3 separate regions of the Homo sapiens genome follow, and all the other regions are linked to region 1. Evidence: chromatin contacts called from ENCODE Hi-C or POLR2A ChIA-PET data. All regions are on one chromosome and are shown on one strand. The core of a region is the stretch at or near the end of the contact, and the rest is flanking DNA. Distances in the headings are between cores, read along the strand shown. Region 1 overlaps RERE (arginine-glutamic acid dipeptide repeats). Region 2 overlaps RERE (arginine-glutamic acid dipeptide repeats). Region 3 overlaps RERE (arginine-glutamic acid dipeptide repeats).

Evidence for each region. A loop is a pair of places that touch in the nucleus more often than their neighbours do. ChIA-PET counts read pairs that join two places held with the same protein, here RNA polymerase II (POLR2A). Pooled maps may share reads with other maps.
Region 2: a loop to region 1 is called in a map with no recorded cell type, with 7 times the contacts of the local background. The contact joins two enhancer-like sites. A Hi-C loop is called at or near these places in 1 of 168 maps with a recorded cell type or tissue (A673), 5 of 37 single-sample maps with no recorded cell type and 11 of 50 pooled maps. POLR2A ChIA-PET finds 5 or more read pairs at or near these places in 4 of 52 experiments (GM12878, Panc1, WTC11 and 1 more).
Region 3: a loop to region 1 is called in a pooled map, with 2.4 times the contacts of the local background. The contact joins two enhancer-like sites. A Hi-C loop is called at or near these places in 5 of 50 pooled maps. POLR2A ChIA-PET finds 5 or more read pairs at or near these places in 5 of 52 experiments (BJ, activated CD8-positive, alpha-beta T cell, activated T-cell and 1 more).

What each region holds. Positions count from the first base shown.
Region 1 is chr1:8,474,041-8,478,247 of GRCh38, reverse strand. All of the region lies in intron 10 of RERE (arginine-glutamic acid dipeptide repeats), which reads left to right. Among named protein-coding and RNA genes, the nearest start is that of SNORD128, 19 kb to the left of the region's middle. Within about 2 kb of position 2,032, at least 3 of the 41 ENCODE cell types and tissues checked have a DNase peak (open chromatin) inside an H3K27ac peak, as active enhancers do.
Region 2 is chr1:8,601,749-8,605,955 of GRCh38, reverse strand. All of the region lies in intron 4 of RERE (arginine-glutamic acid dipeptide repeats), which reads left to right. Among named protein-coding and RNA genes, the nearest start is that of SNORD128, 110 kb to the right of the region's middle. RefSeq lists enhancers at 1,427-1,566, 1,877-1,976. Within about 2 kb of position 1,980, at least 5 of the 41 ENCODE cell types and tissues checked have a DNase peak (open chromatin) inside an H3K27ac peak, as active enhancers do.
Region 3 is chr1:8,372,934-8,377,140 of GRCh38, reverse strand. The region is part of intron 12 of RERE (arginine-glutamic acid dipeptide repeats); the gene reads left to right. Among named protein-coding and RNA genes, the nearest start is that of RERE-AS1, 50 kb to the left of the region's middle. RefSeq lists an enhancer at 2,778-3,470 and a silencer at 3,338-3,632. Within about 2 kb of position 2,147, at least 31 of the 41 ENCODE cell types and tissues checked have a DNase peak (open chromatin) inside an H3K27ac peak, as active enhancers do.

The DNA.
Region 1 (4,207 bases), core at 783-3,282:
ATGTGCAACTGTTAGAGTTTGAGCTCTTTGGTTTGCATAATAGTTGCTAAATTTTTGTGTCTCCCACAGTCAGGCTGTCTGCTGCTGCTCTTCTCTTTTGAAATCATACAGTCTTTCTGATTTTTTCTTTTGAGACCTGTTATTAGATTGGGAAAGCTAGAATTGTGAGGTAACTAAGTGTCTAAAGCTCAGAGTGGGAGCTTCCTGGCTCTCCAGGGCCTTTGGCTTTTGGGGACACTGTTTTGGTTGCCCAGAGGCTTTTTGCTTATTTCTTAGTTACTAAAGCTGTGTTCTTGGCTGAAGTTTTTAGAAAGTACAGTCGCTTGTATATTTTCCCAACTCTGGAGCTTTATATGCATCAGTGTATGCCTCTTCGGTCTTCGTTGTTCCATAACTTCATTATCATTGCCAAAAATATTAGGTGGACTGTTGTTTGCATAACCTTAGAATCACTCATCACAAAGCACTGAGATTCAGACTGCTGAGCCCTTGGATTGGGGGCAGTTATTTCTGTACCTCAATTCTACTAAGTAGGATTTAAAGCAGTTACTGTAAATGTTTCTTAATACTGATGTAACTGGTCTTGATTTTGTGTTTTTGTGTGAAAGCCTTTCACATACACTTTCTAGGTCAATTTAGCATGTATGAGTAGGTTCACTAGTGCCTACGTGAGATGCTTAGACCTGTGGTTTTTATGTCATCCTCCAGCCTTCTGCCCAGTTTCATGTCACAAATTTTTTTCTGTTTTCAAGGCTATGAGGATGCCAGGAGTAAGTGAAAACATATTTTAGTTTCCATTTGTGGTCCTGAACCATTTCCACTTGTGGCCAGACATAGGTCTTTCTCAGCTGACAAATAATTATTGAGAAAAGCAGCATAAACAGTCTAGGTTCACGAATGTGCCAGGAGCTTTTCTCCCTGTGGCCAGAGTTAGACTCATTGTGGGTCCTCAAGCTGAGTCTTCTTAGTAGATTATTGACTGCGTCTGTGGAGTCCTCCTGCCCCGGCAAGCAGCCTACACCCTCCGCACCCTCCCTTTCTACTATTCTGTGGCTGATCTCGCATTTATAAAAAAAGAAGTCAGGCTGTAGACATGTTAACTATGTAAATGATTAATTATCCATAATTGCATTTAAAGACCTGTGGCATAAACTTCAGCTTTCACAGAGACTTGAAAATTAAGAGGCACAACCTTAATCCCTAAAGTGTAAGTGAAGCCTGTGCAGGAGCCATTCATTTAGTGTTTGGCGTGGGGAATGTGGCTTAATTCAATGGTTTTATTGTTTTTTTATTTTTCTAAATTAATGTATTAACATTATTACCATTTGTTTATTCCTTTTTAGAAGAATATTCTATAATATTTTGCCTTTGAAAAAATCTTTGTTAAGTGAAGGAATGTTGAATACTGGAAAGTTCCAAAAATGACCTACCTCAGCCTCTTCTGTGACAGCGAAAGAAGCGAAGGACGCAGGTCCGCCCTGCCTCGTGTAGCCTGTTTTTACTGCAATAATAGCACTGCTTATTTCTCCTAGAATAGTGTTTTTTATGTGGTTGTTGCTGTTCATAAAGCATAGGCAAGTTAATCATATTATACTGGTTGTTGATTTTCAAAACCTCCCCTGTGAATGCATTTTAGATTTTCCAGACTGAGCAAATGTCATCCCCATCAGCTTTCATTTAGCACTGTGAGTGTTTTCATGGATGGGGATTTTTTTGTTAGTTTGTTTACATGTGTGTCTTTCCTCTTTTCTGAGCTGCTGGCTCCCTCCTTTCCTCCACCCACCCTCATCCCCTAGCCCCAAGTTAAGAAAAGACAGTGTGCTTGCTTTGTCACTGCAGCGGAAAAAGTCCCCGTACCCATTGCTCCCACCAGATTGCCTGTCCTAAACTGCCCCAGTAGCAACATTCTAGGGTAGGGACATCTTCCTAGAACATGGGTTTATGTTAGAATCCTCATGCTGCTACTTGCTAGGGAAGTGGCCTAGAGAAACATACTGAACCTCTGGATTTCATTTCCTCATTTTTAGTACTCTGGCTGTGGAAGAGAGGTGTGTGGAATGATGAAATCATAAAGACCTAACACAGTTCCTAGCACACTGTGCACTGCTCAGCAAATGTTGCGACCCCCTCCTTTCTTCCATGTGACTCCAGGGCTGGCGCATAATTCCTGGAACATTGTAGTTTCAGAAAGTGATGGAAAGAGGGAGGGAAGATTGGTTCAATAACTATATTTCCTTCTGAAAATTAACTAGACCTTTCTCTCAAGCCCTACCCTCTGCAGTTAAATTCTTTGTCTTTTCCATTATCCCTGAATTTTGCTCCCGTAAGACCATTCAGACAAATTTTAGCCTCTCTGGTACCTAATAGCATTATTTGAAATGATAATGGCCAAATAAAAATAAATATTGTGCTCTTAGTTTCAATTCTAGTTTTTTAACATTTACATGTTTCATATATATTGACTTGGCACTAGGTTATCGATGATGGAGGTATAAATGAAAATGTATTGACATTTGTGAATTATGGTTATAAGAAATTTTTCTTTTCTTTTTTTTTTTTTCTCTTGAGACAGAGTCTCACTCTTTTCGCCCAGGCTAGAGTGCAGTGGCGTGATCTCGGCTCACTGCAACTTCCGCCTCCTGGGTTCAAGAGATTCTTCTGCCTCAGCCTCCTGAGTAGCTGAGATTATGGGCACACACTACCATGCCCGGCTAATTTTTGTATTTCTTTTTAGTAGAGACAGGGTTTCACCATGTTGGCCAGGCTGGTCTCAAACTCCTGACCTCAAGTGACCTGCCCACCTTGGTCTCTCAAAGTGCTGGGATTACAGGTGTGAGCCACCACGCCCAGCCAAGAATTTTTTTTTTTTTTTTTAAGACAGAATCTCGCTCTGTCACCCAGGCTGGCGTGCAGTGGCGCGGTCTCGGCTAACTGCAACCTCCGCCTCCCAGGTTTAAGCGATTCTCCTGCCTCAGCCTCCCAAGTAGCTGGGATTACAGGTGCGCGCCACCACACCCGGCTAATTTTTGTGTTTTTGGTAGAGACAGGGTTTCACCGTGTTGGCCAGGCTGGTCTTGAACTCCTGACCTCAAGAGATCTGCCCACTTCAGCCTCCCAAAGTTCTGGGATTACAGGTGTAAGCCACTGCACGTGGCTAAGAAATTTTTAAATTTTGTTTTGAACATATTTCGGCAAGGTCTTTCTCACTTATCTTAATAGTCGAAATAATTAATTAAAACTATATGAAGAATTTTAAGATTTATTCCAAATACTTTTTTCCTTTCTCAGTTATTTTGACAGTTTCTTGTGATGTATAAACAGATATTTTGCATAGCAAAAGACTTTGATATCTAATATTGTTCTTCATGGACTGGAATTATTTAATTAGCCTGAATGCAGTCTAACTTAAGTAGGCTTTTTATATAGTTATTATAATGGCTATATTTGAAAAGTATGCTTTGGCATAGTAGAAACTGCCAGATGCAATGCCATTTGATCTAAAAAGGTCACGGGAAAAGGGACATTTAAATTAAGTTATAAATTACAATTGAAGAACAATATTTTGATGTGTGAGACCAGAGATGTCAGAGCAGGGAGATGTAATTCATGGGTTCATTATAGAACAGAGGTGCCTGACAGCTGAGCCATGCCAAAAGGAAAATTTATTTGCAACATCACGCAGACAGAAAATGGTAGCTAAGATGAGAAGCCAGAATAGAAACTTGAAACCTTGTGGTAATACGCAGAGTTTATGCTAATAAGACTGCCTGAGATCCAGAGATGTTTAATGACTGCTGTAATATTAATGAGGTGCTTGGACATGTGCACATTTTCAATCTTATAAAAATTAAGGCCTCATCCTTGCTCTATAAAATAACATGCTTTATAACCATGCGTTAAGGTGGATTCTCTCACCTCTCTGTGCAACATACAGATTTGCTGGAATTTCAGAATTGTTTAGGCAAGAGAATTAAAGCTTTAAACAAGATTTTTATCCATGGTAGCTTTGAGGAAGGATATAATTTAATGTTTATAGCAATCCATGAGAAGTTCAATCATGAGTTAATTAAACTGTAGGCAGTCATTAAGTATTATTTATTCTTTCGAGAAGCTTGCCAGTAAAGCACTTATATATATTAAATTATAGAAAGTAAGCATGGAATGATTTGTCAGGCAGAGTGAGAGTAGCAGATTTAACTTGGGCAAT
Region 2 (4,207 bases), core at 731-3,230, 130 kb before region 1:
GGAGGATTGTTTGAGCCCAGGAGGCTGAGGCTGCAGTGTGCTATAATCATGCCACTGTATTCCAGCCTGGGTGACAGAGTGAGACGCTGTCTCAAAAAAAAAAAAAAAAAGTTTGGTATTTAACACTTAAATTTGTTTTCTGCTGCCAGTAATGGAGATAATCTATTATCACTTTTTTTAGGGGTTTTTTTTTTTTTTTTTTTTTTTTTTGGAGATGGGGTCTTGCTCTGTTGCCCAGGATGGAGTGCAATGGCATGATTTTGGCATGATCACCTGCCTCCCGGATTCAGGTGATTCTCCTGCCTCAGCTTCCCAAGTAGCTGAGATTACAGTCACGTGCCACCACACCTGGCTAATTTTTGTATTTTTTGTAGAGATGGGGTTTTACCACATTGGCCAGGGTGGTCTCGAAGTCCTGACCTCAGGTGATCCACCCGCCTCAGCCTCCCAATCCAATCACCCTGGGATTACAGGGGTGAGCCACCGCACCCGTCCTTTAGTTACCTCTTAAAGTAAGTTGGGAAGGCCAGGCTCAGTGGCTCACATCTGTAATCCCAGCACTTTGGGAGGCTGAGGCAGGTGGATCACAAGGTCAGGAGATTGAGACCATACTGGATAACACGATGAAACCTCATCTCTACTAAAAATACAAAAAATTAGCAGGGCATGGTGGCATGTGCCTGTAGTCCCAGCTACTTGGGAGGCTGAAGCAGGAGAATTGCTTGAATCAGGGAGGTGGAGGTTGCAGTGAGATCATGCCATCGCACCCCAACCTGGGCGACAGAGCGAGACTCCGTCTTGCGGGAAAAAAAAGAAAAAAGTTGGGAAAGAGTTGATTTGTCCTGTTTTTCAAGGGAATAACTGTAGATTTCACTTTACTGAAATTAGTTAGAGACATTGTTATATTGACTGACAAGAGATTTCGTGGTACAATTTCCCACTGATCCATTAGGATTACAAAAAATTATCAGCTGTATGGGTGGCAAACACTTTTCTTCAGATTTTTCTTCAGTAAGATAAACCTCAATTCCAAGCATCACAGATTTTCTTGAAGCAGAAACTGTGCCTTACAAAAGTTTAGCACAGAAGCAGATGTTTTATGTAGTAGTGGAAGGGTTTAGAAATTGTTGTGTGGTCAGTTGTTTGGACTTCAGAATGCATTTCTCTATAAACATAAACAGGTTTTTTTTTGGCAAGTTCGTAAATGCTAGTTTGAATTTGTAATGTAGAGAAATACAGAAAGATCGTTCCTTTATTGCCCACCTTACAGATATGTGGACTTCCTTCCTTCCTTCCTTCCTTCCTTCCTTCCTTCCTTCCTTCCTTCCTTCCTCCCTCCCTCCCTCCCTCCCTCCCTTCCTTCCTTCCTTCCTTCCTTCTTTTTTTAAACTCCTCAGCTTGCTATTGACTGGTACCTCCTCTTCCCCCACAACAAAACAAAACTGAAAACCAGCCGACCTCCTCTGTGTGGAGATGGAGCTCTGCCTCTGCCCTCCTTTCAGAGGCCTCTGCCTCATCCTTTTCCATTTCCTATCCCACCTCTACCTCTTAACACGTCTCAGCCTGCTGTCTATTCTTTTTAGTTTTTGTTTTTAACTTTCTATTTGAAAATAATTTCAGACTTACAGAGAAGTTGAAAGAGTAGTTCAGGGAACTGCAGTATACCCTTCCCCCAGATCATGGAGGTAGTTAAAAAACCTCACGTTTTTACTGTTAAAATCATAGTATCGGTTTGAATCATGTTGGTTACCCATTGACTAGTTGTACGATCAGGTGACTTAATCTTTCAGAGTCCCACTGTCTTCACATGTAAGATGAGAATACTGATTCATTTGTTCCAGAGTCAAACCCAGGAATCCATACTCCTTTGAAGCACTTCTCAGGAGATTCTGATGGATGGCCAGCATTAGCAAATGAAGGCTTGTCCCCAACTCCAGTAACTAGTGTAAAAGTAGATCTGATCTTGTCCTTTGCAGCATGTGGAACTTCTTCTTTTTTCTTTTCTTTTTTTTTTTTTGAGACAGGGTCTCGCTTTGTCACCCACCTAGAGTACAGTGGCATGTTCAGGGCTCACTACAGCCTCGGCCTCTCTGTCTCAACCTCCTGAGTAGCTGGGACTACAGGCACGGGCCACCATGCCCTGCTAATTTTAAAATTTTTTGTAAAGACAGGGTCTCCTCCTTATGTTGCTTACGTTGAGGATGTGGAACTTCTGATGCAGTTCCAGGGTCTTTCATGTTTTTGAAACTTGAGTATGTTTACTTCAAAAATAGTTTTTGTGTTCTTCTATATTACTTAATTTCCTCCCTTCCCCAATACACAAATTAGGTATAATTTGTGTGCTTATATCCCTAATGCAGCTATAAAAGGCAGTTTATAAATTAATTTCAAACCAAACTACAAAACCAATAAAGTTCTGACTACCAACATTAATTTAATAGACTGGGCGATGATGTTGTGAAATAAGTAGCCGCTTGTGATGTAACTGTTACTGCTTCCTTATGGCCCATGTTCTTGGATGCTGGGATGGTGCCTGGTTTGTGTAGACGGCTGGATTCCTTGTAATGACTCGGTTTTCCTGTTGCTTTTCTTTCAGTTATTGCCACTCAGAAACCATCAGTGTAAATACAGCTTGCCATGAAGTGACTTTGCCTTTGTTTGGCATAAATGTGCCCTTGGCACATTGAGGCCATCTTGTTTATTTACCAGCTTGTGATAATTATGGTAGTACTACTTAGTTATATGTAAACTTAGAGCCAAAATCTTGTGCCTCTGAACTCTATTAATGAAGTTGTAAAACATGTAATTCCAAAAATGGATGTTAAAAATATTAAGGTATACATTGAAATGAAAAATAAAAGTGAGCCTCTCCTCTCCACCTCCCACTTCCAGTCATCTCTCGCTTCTGCCTGAGAGGCACTGTCAGCCAGCATCATTCTCACATCATGCCTCTGTACGTGTCTGTCCTCTTAGCTAGATTAAGAGAAGGGGCTGTGTTTCATTCACCTTTTTGTCCCCAGTGTCTGGAACAGCTCCTGGTTCAGAGAAATTGCCCCCTATCCATTGTATTGATAGTTTGTTTTAATTACAAGACAGAAAAGTCAGATTGATTTTTTTTTTAATCAGATGAAGAAATATTTCTTTTAAACCAATAAATTAAATGCATGGGACTGTTAACACAAAGGATAGCACTTAATACTGTCAAGAGAAAGATTGGCCAATACTAGCCAGAAAAATCTGCTGTGTGTAAGTTTTTTGGTTTTGTTTTTGTTTTTTAAAACGGAAGTGACTGTTGGGTGTCTCTCCACCTTGCTTTCTACCTCCCTTGTAAAGGAGAGGGGCACGAAACCAAACAAGTATTCCTGGCTATAGTTTTAGTAATTTTAGTGGGTAGACATCGGTATATAGCTCAAGTTTAGTTTTTTTTTTTTCTTTTTTTTTCCCCTGAACTATTGGAATTCTTATGGGCTTCTATAACTTATAAAACATATACATGCATATAAATTTTCCAGTGAACATAGCGTGAGGCTGTTTTATTATGTTTTCTTTTCCTTTTTTTTTTTTTGAGATGGAGTCTAACTCTTGTCACCAGGCTGGAGTGCAGTGGCGCAGTCTCAGCTCACTGCAGCGTTCACCTCCCAGGTTCAAGTGATTCTCCTGCCTCAGCCTCCCGAGTAGCTGGGACTACAGGCGCCCGCCACCACGCCTGGCTGATTTTTTTGTATTTTTAGTAGAGACGGGGTTTCACCATGTTGGCCAGGATGGTCTCGATCGCTTGACCTTGTAATCCACCCACTTCGGCCTCCCAAAGTGTTGGGATTACAGGCATGAGCCACCGCACCCAGACTGCTTTTCATTTCTTTATGTTTGGCCATTATGTAATGCTGATTTTTGGCCTTTCGAATTTTTATTAGAGAGAAGGGTACTGTGCTTTTACAACAGGTAAATGATTGCCACACAAAGGGTGCACTTTTGTTGTGAGGCTGCTGCCCTTGGTTGCAGCCTACAGACAGTGAAGTTTCTCTTCGATGCCTGATTAGAATGGAGAGCGCTGCTGCACTGCCATAGGGCCTTGTTAACGATGGATAGTTTGGATGGAAAGGCAGAAGGACCTAAAAAGGCAGCTGTCAAATGCCTTCGGTTCTCTCTAATAGAAGATGTGTGTCTGTGTGTGTGTTTGTGTGTGTGTGTGTGTGTGTGTGTGTGT
Region 3 (4,207 bases), core at 898-3,397, 100 kb after region 1:
CAGTGGCCTCAATCTTTGCCTTCAAATGAGTGGTTTCCAAATCTGTTATTTATTTATTTTTAAATTATTTTAATTACTATTATTTTTTAATTAAGTTGAAGTTAGGCCACTGTCAGTGCTTCCTCACTCAGCAGCTTTATTTACAAACAAACAAGGAAACCAATAGTTATCTATTGCTTGATCAATGAATATAATTTTTTTTAATAGATCTGCTTGCAGTGGGTAGCAACAAGGTCATAGAGGTTCAGCAGACCCACCCTGGGATCCCTCCAACACCTGTACGGTTTTGAGCCGCAGTTCAGAACCACTGATTTAAATAGATACTTCTAGCTGGAAGCAGTTTGGAAAGATGCTTTGTATAGTAGGTGTATGCAAACATCTTTTTTTGGGCAGAGCCCGTATCTCTTTAGGGACTCTACCTTATCTAGACTCAGGCATCACTGCTTTTGGATCAAGAGGCAGGTGAAGGCCACTTATTGGCACATTTCTGGGACATATGTTGCCTAGAGCCAAAAGTAGGCCAGAGGGCTTCTCCTGTATCAGAAGCTGGTGGGTGGTGTGAGGTATGGTAAGTAGGTAGTGAGGTGGGGAGGGTTCATGGTTGTAGGCTCCCAGCGTCTGTCTCATGTCGTCATAGAGGTTGTTCTTGGTATAGGAAGCAGAAAGCGTTTCTATAGACATGTGCATAATTCTAAATCTTCACTCATGGCTACCAAATGTGCTTCTGATTTGTGTGCCCCTGAAGTTGCTTCAAGCAGGTGCAGTTCTGTAGTCCATGGGTGCTGGGATGGGGGCTCTACCCTGAGCTGGGAAGGCTGGCATCCTGTTATTACCAGGAGGCACAGGGATATTTTGTGCTCCTCAGCCATAACTGCGAAGGTCCAGGTATGAAGATTAAGATGCTATTGCGTTGAACTCCAGAGATTCCAGAGATCAAAGATAGCCCAAATTTGCCCCCCTCACTTAAAAAAATCTAGATGGCTATTTCCTCTTAGTGCTTTAAACCATGATGGTCAAACGTTTTAGAGCAGCAGCACAGCAGAGTCTAAGGTTAAGGGCGTTAGACTTCATTGAAACTGAGCTTGGCCACATGGCTTCATCTCACTGTGCTTCAGTTGCCTCATTTGTAAAGCAGGGAAAATGAAGGTTTATCTATTTGGGAGTCTGTGAAGATAAAATATAAATAAAGATGAAGATAAAGTATATGTAAAAGATAAATATATATTAAGATATAAAAAGATATGGCTTAGCTTAGTTATTGTAGATTTCATAGTAAAATGTTGTTTGCTTGTTTGTAAATAAAGCTGCTGAGTGAGGATGCATTTTCAGTGGCTGCTGAGTGAGGAAGCATTTTCAGTGGCTGCTGAGTGAGGAAACATTTTCAGTGGCTGCTGAGTGAGGAAGCATTTTCAGTGGCTGCTGAGTGAGGAAGCATTTTCAGTGGCTGCTGAGTGAGGAAACATTTTCAGTGGCTGCTGAGTGAGGAAGCATTTTCAGTGGCTGCTGAGTGAGGAAGCATTTTCAGTGGCTGCTGAGCGAGGAAGCATTTTCAGTGGCTGCTGAGCGAGGAAGCATTTTCAGTGGCTGCTGAGCGAGGAAGCATTTTCAGTGGCTGCTGAGTGAGGAAGCATTTTCAGTGGCTTCCTAAGCCACCATTCCATGATACTCACCTTCAGAGCAGCCACTTCCAAACATCGGCATGTGGATTGCGTTTTCACTGGCCCATAAGAAATAAATGTAGCCATTTTTCCTAACAGTAAATGTAATCAAAGAACTTTTTCTGTTTACTTTTTTGGAGATAAAATGTCATTTCTTTTACAAAATAATGATGAGATCAGGAGGCAGTTACTTCTAATGACCTTACATGGCAAAATAAGAAAGTGGCAATTCGGTATCCATTTCTCAAAAGTTTTATCCTTTTAATTTCAGGTGAATTTTAATTCTCCAGAAATAATCATTTCATCAGATGTTTACTGAATACTTATTCAAGATGTTGTCTTAGACCTGTGGGGTACTCACAGATGAGATAGCACGTACTTTGGCAAGTTGGGTGGGCCCATGTATGGTTACAGCACAGGGAAGCCTGTCTGTGCCAGCACAGAGGCGGGAATGAAAAGATGTAGGAGTGAAACCTGTATGATGCCATCCAGTGGTGGGGGAGTGAAGTGAAGGGAAGGCTTCATGGAGAAGAAGGCAGCAAATGTGATGAATTGAGTCCTGAGTGATGAGGAGGACTACAGGGCCTGGACAGAGGAGGAGGTGGGGGTGGTATGGGGCTCAGGGGCTCACCCAGCAGGCAGGAGAGTGCTGAGGAACAGAAAACTGGCCATTGTGTTTGACATAAGCCAAAGGCCGTGAGGCGGGGGAATATGGTAGAAAGGAATATGGTAGAAAAGTCTTCCGGTAACACAGAGAAAGTCTCAGAAGAAGTAGTCAAGCAGCTGGGCCTTTGTTCCTTAGGCCCTGAGGAACCTTTGACCGTTTGGAGAAGAAGTGGCAAGGTACTAGCGGGGCTTTGGGAAGACTCACCTGGTCTGTGTGCAGCATGGGAGGGCCGGCCCAGGGAAGAGCTGTGGCAGGACCTCAGGTCCAGACGTCTGAGTGGAGGTGTGGGGCCAGGGTGGGATTAGCAAATGGCTGAGTTCATCCACCAGAACAACACAGAGCTTAGGAAATCTCATTACAGTGTTCAGTGTTGGCAGAAATCTTGAGCTATTGCAGTTCCTTTGCACTGTACAAATGGAGTGGTAAATGTAGTGGTAAAAAAAAAATTTTTTTTAACTGATTTTTTAAAATGTTATAAAAAGGTGCCTGGGTAAGGAACATCTTCATGAGTGTCTTAGACTGGCCCCACCTATTTACAAGTTAAAGCCACAAGACCTTCACGTACTTCCCTCCTTTCCCTTTGCCTTTCCCCAGAAGAGGATCTGGAGGTGGCACCGAGGGACTGCCTTGCCTGGAGGCAGCTGCCTCCTCACTGTGGGCTTCCTCGTGGGTGGCGGTTTAGATCAGAGCCCTTCGGCCTCTTGAACGTAGGAGGCTGAGATTTCAGAATTCCACTTCTCTGCGTGTGCCTTCAAGCAGATCATCATTCTCCCTGCTGCACTCAGAGACCACAGAGGTGATATTTAACGATTAGCAGCAGAGCCCGCTGACAGTGCCAGGCTCCTTTAGGGATTAGAGGATTCGGTTGGTTAACAAAAGAAGGAGCCCAGGAGAACAGTGCTTTAATTACCAGAGTTGTTACTGGAAGACAACCGGTTGCCTCCTGGAAAAAGATCTGTAGAAGGTGGCTGCTCCTGAATATCGCTGCTGGTTCTGCCCAGTGCCCGGCTTCTCACCTCAGATGTTCTGAACAGTTGTCAGATCCAGCCCTTGAATCGTTGGGGAGGGAAAGGAAAGAATGACTCGCATAGGATTCCATGCCAGGAAATGTTCCTGACTGCACTCGGCAGCAGCGTTGGAGCACTCCAGTTAGGGCAGCTCTTCAGGGGACAGCGTCGCATGCAGACTTCCTGGGACCGGCTCTCAGGGCCACAGCTCTTTCCTCATGGCCTGGGTCACTCTCTGGGCCCGGGTTTAGGAAGCAGCTCTACACCATGCTTCTTTCTCCCTCTCTGCCCTACATAATTTGAGGCCTTGTTTTTTATTATTTGTTGCTTGCTGGGATTTCTCCCTGAAAAAACATACCTTAAAAAAAAGTTTTAGATCTCTCCACTTCAGTAAGGAAGGGGTGGATTTCTTCATCCCCTTTACGTGGACCACCAAAGAAGGAGCCAGATGCTCACTGTGGGGCATTTTTTCAAACAAAAGTTTAAGCAGGGGAACAACATTCTGACTCTAATTGCACATTAGCACCGAGAGTTAAGGCATTGTGTAGAGATTATTTAGCTGCTCCTTCTGTATTCATGTTAAAATATTTGTTTAGCCATAGGAACAGATAATCTTGTGTCTTAAAGAATTAAAATGATTTCTTCTAAATGCTTACTTCTAAGACTCTGCGATGGGGTCAGGTGCGTACAAGGATGTGCACTCAGCAGCCCTGCCCCTGTTGGCTCCTGTCCCATCACGTAACTACAGTCTGCTCAGCTGACAGTGGTAGGTGGGCTTCGAAGACCTGTGAAATAGCTTCGGAAAGAAATTGTGTTTATAATCCTGTTATCCATGAGAAGCTTCCAGGCCTGCCTCCTCATCCCCCTTCTCTCCG